5 separate regions of the Homo sapiens genome follow, and regions 2, 3, 4 and 5 are each linked to region 1. The links are chromatin contacts, found by Hi-C or POLR2A ChIA-PET in ENCODE. All regions are on one chromosome and are shown on one strand. Each heading gives the region's core, a stretch centred on a gene start or an enhancer-like site at or near the end of the contact. The rest is flanking DNA. Distances are from core to core; before and after follow the strand shown. Region 1 holds the start of CAND1 (cullin associated and neddylation dissociated 1). Region 2 holds the start of MIRLET7IHG (MIRLET7I host gene). Region 3 holds the start of RAB21 (RAB21, member RAS oncogene family). Region 4 holds the start of TMEM19 (transmembrane protein 19). Region 5 holds the start of KICS2 (KICSTOR subunit 2).

Region 1 (2,695 bases), core at 122-2,621:
AATGCAACAATCACCGAAGCGTGCAAGGAAAAATAAAAACAAAGATAACCTGTAAAAATATAACAAATCTTCACTATGCATATTACAACACTTTGGAACCAACAGTACCGATCTCCTGAACAGAACTGCTGTAATAAAGCTTCATATTCACCAGGTCCGTATTAAACATCTCTTCCTTTTGAAGATCCGTCTGCTATGATTAAGATCCAGCAATCCACCCCTTTGGCAGTGATTTTGGATATGAGGACATGAGACTGAAACCCCGAGTTCCTAAGTTGGTTTTACCTGACAAGAGGAACTGACAGTGATGCTGGCGGGAAAACCCTATGAGCGAAGTTTCCTCCATCCTGGCTCCCCTCCCCCTTCTTCCCACCTTCACGAAAATTAATAATCCACAAAAGAACTATGTATCAGCCAAGAGCGCAAAAGTTCATCATTCCACCTGAATGCAGCAAGGCCCACGCGCACCTGCGGGCAGAGAGGAGGCTGCCGGGTCCCCGAGTGGGCAGCAGCTTGGGCCCCAGCGAGCAAGGCGGCCTAGCGCCGCAGGATGGCAAGCGAATAGGCCCGGCGCCCGGTCTCCCGGCCTAGAGCAACTCCCTTCTCCACAATGGTGGGTGGTTTAGCCCCTTCGCGCTACCTGAGACGCAAGAATCGCCTCCTGGTGGGGCAGGGAAGGATGTGGGGGCGCTGAGACAAGCAAACGGGGCCTAGAGACCGCGGCGGGCAACTGCCTAGGAGAAAGAATGGGGGGAGGGGGTTGCAAGAGGGGAGAGGAAAGGGGCTCCGCAGGGATCGGGAGGCCAGCGGACCGGTGGGCTGGAGACTTCGGGGCAGAGAAGCTACCGGCTACGGCCGAAGGGGTGGGGCAAGGCCTGCGTGACGGCCAGGGCCGCGGCTGCGAGAACCCCGAGGTGGGGTGAGGGTCGGATCTCGGCCTCACCTAAAGTCCTTGTCGCTGGATGTCATTTTTTCCAGCAAATTGGAAATGTGGTACGAGGCGCTCGCCATGTTGACGGCCTCGATCCCGCCTGCTGGCGCTGCTGGAGCTGCTGCCCGCTGCCGCTGCCGCCGCCGCCGCCGCCACTGGAGCTCCTCCTCTCGCTCGCGGCGGCTCCCGCTTCCAGGGTCGCAGCGCGACGCCGACGCTGACTAGGGAGGCGCCTCGACGGGCTGCCCCCTCCCTGGCGAGGCGTGGGCCTGTCCCGGGGTAAGCCGAGGCTACAGAGCCAGCCTAACGACGGCGCTGTTCGCGTGAGAACGAGCTCATGGGCGGCGGGGCGTACAGAAGGGCCTCTACGGGGAGCCAGACACTTCCACTCAGGGCCGTCTCGCTCCCACTCGCTCCGCACTCGCTCCCTAGGGCAAAAGGCCAAAGCCCGCCTCCTTCGCTCCGGGGGCGGGGGCGGCAGACGCGGGCGCTACGGAAAGCTAAGGTCAGAGTTCACGGAGGCCTCCCCACGCACGCTGTGGAGAAGAGAGTTAAAAAACAATTCGGTTGGCTGAAGCCTGTGTCAGTTTTCATGTGACCCGCCTTTTGGAGGCATGACAACACAAAAAAAAGGGGCTGTTCTCGCGAGACTCTAAAGCGACGGTTAAGGGACAGGGGACGAGTGGAGCAAGTGGGCCTTAATCTGAAAATAACTTGATTGTTTAATGACATTAAGAGAAAAAGATTACGAGCTTTGAGAAGGAGGAAGCCTGGGAGTAACGACAGTTAAGGAGTTAGCTTGCGGAACCAACATAAGAATTTATAACAGGGAGGTGTCGTTTGGGATCAGACGCGTGGCCTGCATTGCCGTAGCCACCGTGGTGTAATGTTGCCACGTAAAAACCACAAATCCCAGAATTCAGTCGGGTGATACACTGGCTCAGAATGTGATTGGCTGCGGGAACTAGTAGCTTCCTCATTGGCTCCCGTGGAAGGAGTGAATGCTGGGATTTGCAGTCTGATGGGGGAGCCGTGCTGGGTAAAAACCTTAGAATCGTCGCGCACTCCGTTTCTGCCGCGGATTCTTATATTCTCCAATACAGGCTTTTTCTGTTATGCAGTATTTGCAGAGCAGGCTGCTGCAGTTTGGCCAGGCGCATTGCGGATCAGTTGGTGTTCTTGCCAGAGGCCTAGCAGCAGCTTCCTAGCGCTACTACTTGCACCTCCCAAGGCAGCTGAGCCTCCCCACTTCTCTGGCCAGACACACTCCTACCGTGCATCGTAGAACCACCTCTCTGACGCCAGCAGGACCTTAGTAAGAGTAATGGGTATGCGACAGATGGCTGTAGTCAGGCCCTACTGATTTCAAAATAGCTAAAAGACTATCTCTGTAGTTAGCTTTTGTGGCCTTGATGGACCTGCAGCTGTGTATTGCTCCCTCAGACGTACAAATTCGTGGAGATGAGTTATGAAAGTATTTAGTATCCAAGTTTTTCATCTGCTTAATATTTGGGATTTTAAACACAAGTTTTGCCAGCTAGGGGTCAACATCCCTGAAAGTGTTAGGGATGGAGCTAGCTGACAGGCCTTTCTAAAAGAACAGAGAGCCTGGTGAAGAGATGAAAAATCAATCTCACTTGATACTCCTGTTAAAAACAACAACAAACCTTTAAATAGCTCTCTACTAACACATAACTCAAATCCGATCAAATCTACCTGACCTTTACCATTGTTTTCTGTATTCATCAACTATTACTGAGTACT
Region 2 (2,695 bases), core at 111-2,610, 4.7 Mb after region 1:
AAACAGGTACACACTAAATTTGGCATTTAACTGCTGAAAGAAGTGTTAGAATTTTTTAGGGTGAAAAAGTTATCTGTATCAATTATCTTACACAATTCCACTCCTTCCTTCAAGAAAAGGAATCCAATGGCTTAGCTCTTTCCCAACCTTTAAAATGCATCGCGGTCCACCCCACTCCCCTCAATTCCTTCTAGGAAAATGTGAAACTAACGGTTTCCGTGGTGGCCGCGCCGGCCGGGCGCCGAGGCTTCGCGGGCTGTCCCCAGGCAGCGCCCCGGAAAACAAAGGGGATTCCCAGCCATTGTCCTCCGCGGCGCTGAGCATCACCAGCACTAGCAAGGCAGTAGCTTGCGCAGTTATCTCCACAGCGGGCAATGTCACAACCCGACCAACAGCACAAACTACTACCTCAGCCAGGGCCATGGTGTCGGGGAGGCACGGGACCACGCGGAGGGCAGCAAAGCGGCTCCGGCGCTCCTCCGTCCTTCCTCGCCGCCGACGTCGGCCCGCCGCCCCTTCTTTTCCTTTGCCTTCCCCCCGCGCCGCGCCCGGAGACCCCGCCCAGCACCCAGCGGCTCGGCTACTCCCGGCGCGCCCCGAGAGCTACGGGGATGAGAGGCGGCGCCGGCGCCCGGGTGATACAGCCGGCGTTCTGTACGTCAGCCACCGCTCTGAAGAGAGAAAAGCGGCGGTGTCCTGCGGAGAGAGCCGCTCCCTCCACTGCCCGAGGGGAGCGCGTCGCCTCAGCCGCTCGAAAGCAGGAAATGGGCGGCAAAAGCGCAGTCAGACACCAACTGGTTCTGGACTGCCCCCGAGAGGCAGCGAGCAGCGCTCCCGCGCTTCGCCCGCTAGGAGCTGCCGCCACGTCCCGAGCTGCGCCGCTCGCGCCCCTCCCTGCTCCGAGTCCCCGGTGGGGGCTGGGCTGCGGCCGAGTCCGGTACCCGGGCCCCCACCCGCGCCGCGCTGTCGAACCCGCCGCCGGCCCGCTCTCGGCGCCGATAATCGCCGGCGGGCATCCCGCAGAGGCTGCCGCCGGCTCCGCCAAACAGCAGCCAAGGCATAGCCGGGAAGTCCCCAGGCCACCCGTTCCCCAGCACCCTTCGGGGAATTCCCGTTCAGCTCTACAGGAGGCGAAAACGGAACAAACGAAAACCCCTTAACAGTGAAACCGGGCCCGGCGATGGCCCGGGTGGCGACTGCGACGACTCGACGCGTGCGGACACAAGACCCGTCTCGCGCTCCGCTGCTCCTGTGCGTCCGGACGAACCTTAGAGATCACTTAAGGAGGCTCGCGCGCTACTCCTCACCACGTGACCGCCCCGCCAGGCCGCCCCCCGCGCCGCCATCTTACATCCGGGACAGAGGCGGCGTCCCCTTTCCCTGCCTTGGCAGGCGTCAGCGTGCTACCAGAAATCAGCCCTGAAAGAGGGGACCCCGATTCCACGTCACCAGAGTGCTGAGGCAGCGGGCGATGCCCTCCATCGGCTCAGCGGGGGGGAGTGGAGTCCCAAACTTTTTTCGGCCTTTGCCCGCAAAGAAGATGGCGGCGCATATCGCCGCCTAAGCGGACACGTTGTACCCTGGCCGTGGTTTGAAGTTTCCGGCACCTCCTTTCCCAACCAGCAAGGACACAACCATACGAGCCCCACCCACGCGGGGTGGCTGCCGTGCTACATTCCGCAGAAAACAGGCGGGAAAGCTGCGGCACAGCCCGCTTTAAACGCAAGCTTTTGGGACTTCTGGTTTTGGCTTTTTCTTTTTAAGCCAAGTTAGGGAGAAGGCTGACTGCCATGGAGCCACTTCTGCTTTTGGCCCAGACAACTTACGGGATTTTTTTTTTCCTCCCATTTAGAGATTTTTTGTAGGAAGTTAACAAATTATTTTAAAGAAGTAGTTAGGGCTTGTCAGATAAAATACAGGACGCCCAGTTAAATTGGAATTTCAGATAACCAGTGTTTTGGCATATGTGTGTTACATATATTTTTAAAATTGTTTATCTGATATTCCAATTTAACTGCACATTCTCAATTTTTAATGACTGTATCTGGCAACCCTATCAGCCTTTACCCCTGAAAATCCAGACTGCTTATGACAAAAGTAAGGAATGGAGGGAAATGAAAAGCATGTTTACCTACAACTTAGAATTGTCTTTGCCCAGACTTTGATCCTTCATGGAGGCCAGAGGGCCGTGGTCTAGAACAAAATTTGGCAGCAACTCATAAAGATATCCTTGTATAATTCCCTTTCTGGCAAAGTAAGATTTTTTTTTTCTTAAGCTATCACGATGTAATTTTGGACAACAGATCCTCTTGGCCAAGAGTTTAATTGCAAATTAAAAATTAAATAACTGGCTTTTTGTTTCTATTCTACATGGTATAGGCGATGGGACCCAAACAATTTCTTAAAGTAGAAGTTTTCAAGTTAAAAATCAGCCTGCCTGACATATTTCATAAGAACATTTTTAGGTGCATATTCAGAAACTATTTCCAATTAAGAATATTTGTGTAAACATAATACATTTGCAGTTAAATGCTTTACCTGACAAAGCATAAACTCACCTATCAATCACTAAGCATAAACTCAAAGCAAAAACTCAATCACACCATAAACTCATCTATCAATCACTTACCAGAAAGTCTGTAGAAACTTCACACCATCCTTCCTTGATAAGCAAAGATTGGACTGCCATGGGAAT
Region 3 (2,695 bases), core at 135-2,634, 4.5 Mb before region 1:
AAGTAACTTACCCAGTATGACACAGCTAGTTAAATGGATGGAGGTGAGACATGAACCTGGACAATCAGGCTCAAAAGTCCACTAGACTTTACTGCCTTTGACCAAATTGGTAAGTCAAATTAGTAGGATAAATTTCTCCTAATAACATCAAAACTGATTTCTCTGGGAGAGGTGGGGTGAGTACAACTCCCTCAAAGGCCTGGCTTCACTCTCAATCAATGATAACATTTTAACACCTTTCCAATGTACCTGTGGAAGAAAGCCGACCTTTTATTTTACAGGTAAAGAAACTGAGTAACAGCAGCGGCTTTTAGTCTGGGGACCAATTGTTGGCCAGTATTCACTTGATGTTTCAGCGTGGGTCAATCGACCTCGCAGAATATGAGTGACCCGCAAGTCAGACCCACGCAGGCTGCAATGAAACTGCGTAACACGCCTAGGCAAGCGGTCATTTCAAAAAACCTCCAGAGATGGCTCTTTTGCCATTCCTGTTACTCAGGACAAAATGGAACTTGCATAAACACTTAGTCATCAGTAAGCGCTGAAGTTACAAATCACCTAATTCGCAAAATCAAATACGCAGCTAAGTTCCTAATTCTGAAAGAAAGAAAAGGAGCTAACATTTGGAGACTGCAACACTGACACCTGGGACCCAGGAACTGCAGTAAATGGGAAAAAACAGCCCACGGACGGAGACCACAACGTGCGCAGCCACCACGGGGAACACTGGGGACTTTTCAGGGCCCTTCCACTTCCCTCCCAACAGCCTGTCCTCGCGTCTACAGGCTGCCCCGACCTGGTGATTCCCCAGGGCGAATTCGGAAAGGTAAACCGAAGGCGGAGATGACAGGCCTGAGATTTGCCAGCCTACATCCAGGGGACCAGGGCGGCAAAGTTTCCCCAGCCCCGGAGGGGTAGGGGCCCTGAGGCGCCCCCTCCCGCTCCCCGAGGTCCGCACCTGCAGAGTGGTGATGTGCTTGTCGTTAAACTTGTTCTCGCAGTAGCGCAGCACCAGCGACGTCTTCCCCACGCAGCCTTCCCCCAGCAGCACCACCTTGAACGAGTAGGCTCGGCCCGCCGCCGCCGCCCCGCCGCCGCCGCCGCCGGCCGCAGCCATCCCGTCGCTTCCCGGCCGCCCGAGCCCGAGTGTCGCGCCGCCCTCCCGACAGCCGCGGCAGCGCCTTCACAGCCACGGCCGGCTCAGCCCCCACCGCCCCGGCCCCGCCGACCCGGGCGCTGTCCCCACGCCCTCCTCGGGCGAGGCCTGGAAGGGCTGAGGGAAAGTCCGAGAATGAAGGGCCCCAGCCCACCACGTCAGGCACCGGAGGAAAAGCGAAGAACGATCCCTCTCTGCCTCCCTCTAATGGCGTCTCCTTCCTCCTACGTCACACCTCGGGTCACGTGAGCGCCGGTGCCGGGGCGGCCCCTGCGACTAGCCCCAGAAGAACGTGCCTGGACGTGGGCGGGGCTTCTGGGGCATCTCCCGGGGTGGAGCTGGATGTGAGTCGAGCGCCTACTGGCAATCTAGGGCAGAGCCCCGCCGCTTGCGAGCCACCTCTGCTTTTCAGTTGGTGGGAGCCAGCGGGAATAAGGAACCAGGAATTTGAGGCGAGCCCAGCTCTGGTGAAATGAAGGGCAGAACTTCATCGTTTTTGCATGTTCACAATGCTAATGATCTGTCACACCAGAGGTCACTGTAAACCATATCTGCCAAGGTGCCCTTGAATCTCTCTCTGTGGGATCCCGAATCATAGCGCTTCCAAGTTCCTCTGACCGCCTGGTCAACTACTCCATCATCTTTCAAGTCTCAGCTTAAACCGCGTCCCTGACCACCCAATCCTTCCCCCATCCTTCCATTCCCCCACCTCACAAAATTAGGTATTTCTTACCACCAGTATACCTCCTTTACTAGGGCTTTACACACTCCATGGATATTATTAATACTTTGCTAAGTGTTTATCGACTCTCATTAGACTATAGGTTTGTTGAGGGCAAGGTCTGTATAAGAGCTGCCCACCTTTGAATTCCTAACCCCAAGTGCTCTTCAGTTTTTCTGACTTTCATGAAGCCTCTGACGTTCCATGGTACTCCACCTTGAGGTGGCTTGTTCGATGATTGCTTGTTTTTTCTCATCTGCATCCCCATTCTTTTTTGTTTGTTTGTATTGTTAGTTTTGAGATGGAGTATCGCTCTGTCGCCCAGACTGGAGTGCAGTGGCGTGATCTCAGCTCACTGCAGTCTCTGCCTCCTGGTTCAAGTGATTCTCCTGCCTCAGCCTCCCGAGAAGCTGGGACCATAGGCGCCCACCACCGCGCCCCGCTACTTTTTGTATTTTTAGTGGAGACAGGGTTTCACCATGTTGGCCAGGCTGGTCTTGAACTCTGACCTCAAGTGATCCACCTGCCTCGGCCTCCCAAAGTGCTGGGATTATAGGTGTGAGCCACCACGCCCGGCCTGCCTCCAAGAAACCATACTCCTCCAAGAAATCATACTAATATTTCTGAAAATTTACTGGAAACCTGGTGTCAGGTAAACATTTTTTTAAAAATCAAACTTCTTTCACACTTCAAACCAGGTTAAAAAAAAAAAAAGAGGCCGGGCGTGGTGGCTCATGCCTGTAATCCCAGCACTTTGGGAGGCCGAGGCGGGCGGATCACAAGGTCAGGAGATCGAGACCATCCTGGCCAACATGGTG
Region 4 (2,695 bases), core at 72-2,571, 4.4 Mb before region 1:
TTCACCGTGTTGGCCAGGCTGGTCTTGAACTCCCGACCTCAGGTTATTTGCCCGCCTCGGCCTCCCAAAGTGCTGGGATAACAGGCGTGAGCCACCGCGCCTGGCCCATTACTAATATTCTTATTCAAAATTAAAAGCATCACTGTAATTGCTTTACAAAGCTATATTCGCCTCACTTATCTTTTACCAAGACAGATGGAATAGTTACATAAAATATAAAGACATTTTGAAATAGGTGTAACTAGTCCAGAAGTGGTGGCCTGTATTGCCAGCACTTTGGGAGACACAGGTGGGAGGATCACTTGAGCCTAGGGGTTTGAGACCAGCCTAGCAACACAGAGGGACCCCTATCTTATACAAAATAAAAATTAAAAAAAAAAAGAAATAGGTATAACTCGAATTATCACAACAAGCATTTATTAAAGGCATTGTTTATACTATCATGTTAGTAAGTTAAATCAGGCTATGGAAGTTAAGTAAACACAACCATTCATAACCATTCAGAGGATATGAGTTTTGGATTTCACAATGGTATGGTTTTAATTTCCTCTGACTAGATTACAGAGAAACAACTTAGAACACTCAGACTTACCATAATAGGTGCTTGCAGTCATTGATATAATCCAGAAAGCTAACGAAATGCAAATGATCAGGCTCAGTATAACTATATTAGTTATCATCTTTATATATCTTTTGCATATATTGTCGTTAAGATCTGTCATGGAAAATAAGGATATGAGCTCCTGCGGGAAAGAATATTTAGCGTTTCGGAGAGAAAGTCATTTACGATGTGAGCAAGACACTTGTTCAGAGGCAAACATAAATCCCAACATATTCCACCGACCAAACAAGCATAAAAATCACAAAAATTCAAACTCCTTCCGGAAACTCCTACTGGCGGAGAGCTCCAATTCATATGGGCGTGGTCAACGCCTCACCGCAAAAGCAGAGCGCAACCCGGCGGACGGTGAGGGCCGGTCGCCGGCTGCCGGCCGCTTCAGCGCCTCACGCCGGAGCCCACGGGGAAAAGAGAAAGCCGAGGCAGCCAATCCGCGGTCCCGGCGCTGGCGAGTTCCACCCACCTCCCGTCGCAACCTTCTCACCCGCGGGCCGGGTAGGCCAGCGGCTGCAAAGGGGCAGCTAGGGCACCCGAACTTGGGCAAGTCTGGGAAGCACGCCCGACGCGGCTGAACGCAGTCACGTCCCGACAGCTGCGCAAGCCGCCCTAGGGTCAGGTCCAGCCGGCCAAGGCCGAGACCCCAGGAGCAAAGCCCGCGCCTCCCGGCGCCCCCGCCTCTAGCGCCTCGCCCGCTGTGGGCATGCGCCGCAGCCGCTTAGGGGGATGTCGCCTAGCTCACGTGGGCAGGCACTGCTGGCATCCTGGCCGGCTGCGTTTGCACTGCTTCTCCAAAACCACATTATAGGTACTAAACAACATTGTTTAGTACCTATAATGTGCTAGACTCCTGGCTGCTAGCGAGGTAAAGTTAAACATAGTTTCTATTACTGAGCTCTCGTAATTATTGTCATAACACCACTTAGATTGTGGAAATATCTGTCCTCACACCCCTTATATTAAAGGTGTGTGCATTTAGAAAGCAAAACGTCTTGTTAGCATTAAAAATCTGAATCGTGGCTGATTTCTTTTCTTTTCTTTTTTTTTTTTTCGAGACAGTGTCTCTCTCTGCCGCCCAGGCTGGAGTGCAGTGGCACGATCTCTGCTCACTGCAACCACCGCCTCCCAGGTTCTAAGCGATTCTCCTGCTCCAGCCTCCGGAGTAGCTGGGATTACAGGCGCCACAACCACGCCCGGCTAATTTTTATATTTTTAGTAGAGACGGGGTTTTGCCATGTTGGCCCGGCTGGTCTCGAACTCTTGACCTCAGGGGATCCACCCACCTCGGCCTCCCAAAGTGCTGGGTTTAATGGCGTGAGCTACAGCGCCCGGCCTGATTTCATGTTTTATGTGAAATTAACTTGTTTGCCTGGGTTAACAGTAATTAACTGATAATTACATAATATTTATCAATTTTTTCAGTTAATTGCTGACAGTGTAAGAAGAGGAGCCAAATCCATTTCAGACACAGTATGCAATTGTGTTTTAAGCCCCAAGAGTAGTTACTTTAAAAAAGCTCACATTATTTTAAATTTCAAAATACATGCCAAGACAGCTTGTCATTTTCTTTGGTAAGACATCTAATTAAGTAGTTAACTAAGAATCAAATCTGTGAAGTAGGACTAAATAGTAGTGGGCTTCCTGTACTAGATAATATACATATATGGTCTTTATGCTGAAATGTATTATGTGCCTACTTTATTTTTGTCTTAGTCTGTTCTGCATAGGTAAATGTTTGGATTATTTCACCAAGCTGACTGGCCAGTATCAATGTTACCAGACTACTGGGTAAAATTATTAATAATGAAAGCTAATGTTTTGTGGTTTGCACAGTCGCATTGTTTTTGTCTCTGCTTAGACAAAATTATAAACTGGTCTTTTTTTTTTTTTTCTTTTTTTTGCCTTGCTTCACCACAGTCACAGAGTGACCCTCTCTGATTAGTTGGTGTTCGATAGGAAAATCATAGCCTAGTTGTGAATGTCAAGCTATCTCCCAACACTGTGGTGTAGCTGTGTCAGGTCAGTCCCTGGATGTCAGGGATGATTTTCTCATGACTATTAGATCTGGCTAAAAAATGC
Region 5 (2,695 bases), core at 124-2,623, 3.0 Mb after region 1:
GGTGCACAATACCTATTCATTAAAATTAGATTAGTGGGATTTCCTTTAAAAGGTAGTGATGATGGCAGAACAGCTCTAGTTTGAGAAAAAACGAAAATAGGCAATTCTCTCATTTGTTCAACAAACATGGCTGCGCCGTCCAATATGAAAAGATTATAACTGTAAGTGAACCCTACTGTACCCTAGGGATCTCACCACTTGGGGAAAGAGATATGTAAATATATGCGATTAAATAGTGTGACTAAGAAGCATAAAATAAGTATGCACAAAGAAGAAAGGAAAAAACTATTGAGTAGTGGGTAGTGTTTCAAAGTAGTGGACATACAAGTATGAGCCGGGTTCATGGGGTTTCTTAAATGCCAAAGGAACTTGTAATTATTCTAAATGACAACGTGCACAATTTACATTAATGTATTCTTCATTCTGGCCAGGGGTGGTGGCTCACACCTGTAATCCCAAAACTTTGGGAGGCTGAGGTGGGAAGATTGCTTGAGCCAGGAGTTTGAGACCAGCCTGGCTAACATGGTGAAACCCTGTTTCTATTAAAAATACGAAAATTAGCCAGGTGTGGTGGCGCTGGCCTGTAATCCCAGCTACTAGGGAGGTTGAGGCAGGAAAATCGTTTGAACTCGGGAGGTGGAGGCTGCAGTGGGCCGAGATCTCACCACTGCACTCCAGTCTGGGCGACAGAGCGAGACTCCGTCTCAAAAAAAAAGAAAAAAAAAAGATAACTTTTTAAGGAAGGTTAATGCAGTTTGGGCCAGGGGCTCTACTTATTAGTTGCAGGGCTAACACAGACCCGGGAGAACTAGAACGGGATACAGGTGAGAGTTAACCGGTGGTGTGTGATGTGATGAAAACTAGGCAATGGGAAGGAGATCAACCTTTACCCGTCAGTCTTCTAATCTCAGCAAATCACTTCCATGAGTTGGTGTAGAAGGTGTCAGGGCTGACTAGGGTCCCTGCTGTGAGTGTGGGCACAACTCCAGGCACTTCCCCATCTCCCAGCCGGCCCAGCGAGGTGCCTGGAGAGCCCAGGCCAGATGTTCTGGCCAGGGCTGACGTCACGTTTGCATGACGTCACCAGCGCTGACGAACCACACAGAGAGGGGCCTGTCAGCTCACCTCAGAGCGCAGGCAACTTCTTAGAGCGGGGAACTGGCCGCCTCCTATTCTACCTTGACGGTCCGAATAGTCAGAGCTACAGGAGCCGAAGCGCCGAAGGAGCTCAGCAACCGCTACCTCCCTCTTTCCTTGGCCCTTATCCGCGTCTTCTCTAAGGCCCAGGAGCGGTCCCGGCAGCGGCGCGCTCACGAGTCCGCCGGTGGAGGCGGTCACGCGCACGCACGCTTGTGCGCAAGCCCGTTCCCTCAGAACCCGGAAGTGCGAGGCCGAGGAGAGCCACGTGGGTCGAGCTGGGGCGCAGCTCGCATGGGGGAGTCTATCCCGCTGGCCGCCCCGGTCCCGGTGGAACAGGCGGTGCTGGAGACGTTCTTCTCTCACCTGGGTATCTTCTCTTACGACAAGGCTAAGGACAATGTGGAGAAGGAACGAGAGGCCAACAAGAGCGCGGGGGGCAGCTGGCTGTCGCTGCTGGCGGCCTTGGCGCACCTGGCCGCGGCCGAGAAGGTCTATCACAGCCTCACCTACCTGGGGCAGAAACTAGGTACCTCCGCCCCGCCCCCCGAGCCCCTTGAGGAGGAAGTAAAGGGGGTATATTCCCCAGTCGGCAGTGGCTTGGGTTTCCCGTCTCTGTGTCACTTCTAGTCGCAGGCTCGACTCGGCATTCCCAGATCTCCTCCCACCGTTCCTTTCCTTCCCTGGGCTTCCACAAGCCCCGCCCACCGGCCTGCGCTGCTGATAGATTGGCGAACTGGGTAGATGCTCTTTGCAGGGCTGTGACCCAAACCGAAGGGTTTGCCCTTTTGCCTCGTGCATGGATTGATGCCATAAATGAGAAGTTAACCAAACTATGTCTTCATTGTTTTAATTAGTGACGCTGCAGCCAGAAGAGCAAAACTTTGCAAAACAACCTAGTTCTATTACTGAACACTGTTGTGTGGCCTCTTAAGGTTAAGGCCCGAGAGTCACATTTAGAGTCCTACCCCGTCTTCATAGTCCCCCAATACATATTTAATGACTAAAGTAATAAATGAATATTGGGCAGGAAAGGCAAGAAATATGCCTAACACTAGCAAGAAGAGACTTAAGGGGAAAATGGTAAACACTCTTAGCACTTCATGTACATCTTGCCTCTGAAATAAGATTCAAGAGCTGATTCAACTGATTTTTACTAGTAGAAGCAATAAGTATAAGTAGATGAGAAGGAAATAATAGATGTAAAAGGCATGGAATATGCATACAAAATAATATTACTGCTTAATTATGACAAATAAATATATTTGAATCCTAGGGGTTTCAGAGTCAGTACTTTGACCTGTTTTAGACTCTTCAATTTTCAGAAGCGTGAGGTCTGATGTGAATGAAGGACACGTATATAAAATACAGAGAATAGAAATGTAAAATTGGTGTAGATTTCATTTTGATCCACCCCCCCCCGTTCCCTAACCAGCCCCCTACTTTCCTTATATTGCCTGAAGGTGACCATGTACATCTTATTGAGCTTTCAGTAAACACTCAAGAGACAGGGCTTCCTGAGTTCGTAATTGCTGTAGCAAGTATGTTGATTTATACA

What was found. A loop is a pair of places that touch in the nucleus more often than their neighbours do. ChIA-PET counts read pairs that join two places held with the same protein, here RNA polymerase II (POLR2A). Pooled maps may share reads with other maps.
Region 2: a loop to region 1 is called in a map of B cell, with 24 times the contacts of the local background. The contact joins the promoter of MIRLET7IHG here to the promoter of CAND1 in region 1. A Hi-C loop is called at or near these places in 2 of 168 maps with a recorded cell type or tissue (B cell and naive thymus-derived CD4-positive, alpha-beta T cell), 2 of 37 single-sample maps with no recorded cell type and 12 of 50 pooled maps. POLR2A ChIA-PET finds 5 or more read pairs at or near these places in 2 of 52 experiments (activated B cell and activated naive CD4-positive, alpha-beta T cell).
Region 3: a pooled map shows a loop between it and region 1 (24-fold over the local background). The contact joins the promoter of RAB21 here to the promoter of CAND1 in region 1. A Hi-C loop is called at or near these places in 13 of 50 pooled maps.
Region 4: a map of B cell shows a loop between it and region 1 (15-fold over the local background). The contact joins the promoter of TMEM19 here to the promoter of CAND1 in region 1. A Hi-C loop is called at or near these places in 2 of 168 maps with a recorded cell type or tissue (B cell and naive thymus-derived CD4-positive, alpha-beta T cell) and 9 of 50 pooled maps. POLR2A ChIA-PET finds 5 or more read pairs at or near these places in 2 of 52 experiments (CD4-positive, alpha-beta memory T cell and activated CD4-positive, alpha-beta T cell).
Region 5: a loop to region 1 is called in a map of ascending aorta, with 15 times the contacts of the local background. The contact joins the promoter of KICS2 here to the promoter of CAND1 in region 1. A Hi-C loop is called at or near these places in 2 of 168 maps with a recorded cell type or tissue (ascending aorta and naive thymus-derived CD4-positive, alpha-beta T cell), 1 of 37 single-sample maps with no recorded cell type and 15 of 50 pooled maps.

Annotation. Positions count from the first base shown.
Region 1 is chr12:67,268,034-67,270,728 of GRCh38, reverse strand. CAND1 (cullin associated and neddylation dissociated 1) reads right to left here and starts at 1,371. Exons shown (of 15, transcript NM_018448.5): 1 at 944-1,371. The coding sequence starts at 1,011. RefSeq lists enhancers at 605-1,256, 1,536-1,795, 1,936-2,235.
Region 2 is chr12:62,601,408-62,604,102 of GRCh38, reverse strand. MIRLET7IHG (MIRLET7I host gene) reads right to left here and starts at 1,360. Exons shown (of 2, transcript NR_186001.1): 1 at 1,268-1,360. LINC01465 (long intergenic non-protein coding RNA 1465) reads left to right here and starts at 669. Exons shown (of 1, transcript NR_121682.1): 1 at 669-2,352. MIRLET7I (microRNA let-7i) reads right to left here and starts at 417; the gene lies at 334-417. RefSeq lists enhancers at 1-498, 499-1,020, 1,127-1,316, 1,397-1,506, 1,021-1,542 and 1 more and silencers at 347-646, 737-1,046.
Region 3 is chr12:71,753,552-71,756,246 of GRCh38, reverse strand. RAB21 (RAB21, member RAS oncogene family) reads right to left here and starts at 1,384. Exons shown (of 7, transcript NM_014999.4): 1 at 959-1,384. The coding sequence starts at 1,117. RefSeq lists enhancers at 493-682, 1,323-1,612 and a silencer at 1,063-1,342.
Region 4 is chr12:71,684,708-71,687,402 of GRCh38, reverse strand. TMEM19 (transmembrane protein 19) reads right to left here and starts at 1,321. Exons shown (of 6, transcript NM_018279.4): 1 at 593-1,321. The coding sequence starts at 722. It overlaps LOC124902965 (a long non-coding RNA gene), which reads left to right and starts at 1,339. Exons shown (of 2, transcript XR_007063367.1): 1 at 1,339-1,481. RefSeq lists silencers at 774-989, 980-1,049.
Region 5 is chr12:64,220,974-64,223,668 of GRCh38, reverse strand. KICS2 (KICSTOR subunit 2) reads left to right here and starts at 1,373. Exons shown (of 3, transcript NM_152440.5): 1 at 1,373-1,666. The coding sequence starts at 1,432. It overlaps LOC124902952 (a long non-coding RNA gene), which reads right to left and starts at 1,320. Exons shown (of 2, transcript XR_007063347.1): 1 at 1,126-1,320. RefSeq lists enhancers at 920-979, 1,060-1,249, 1,400-1,489, 971-1,565, 1,600-1,659 and 1 more.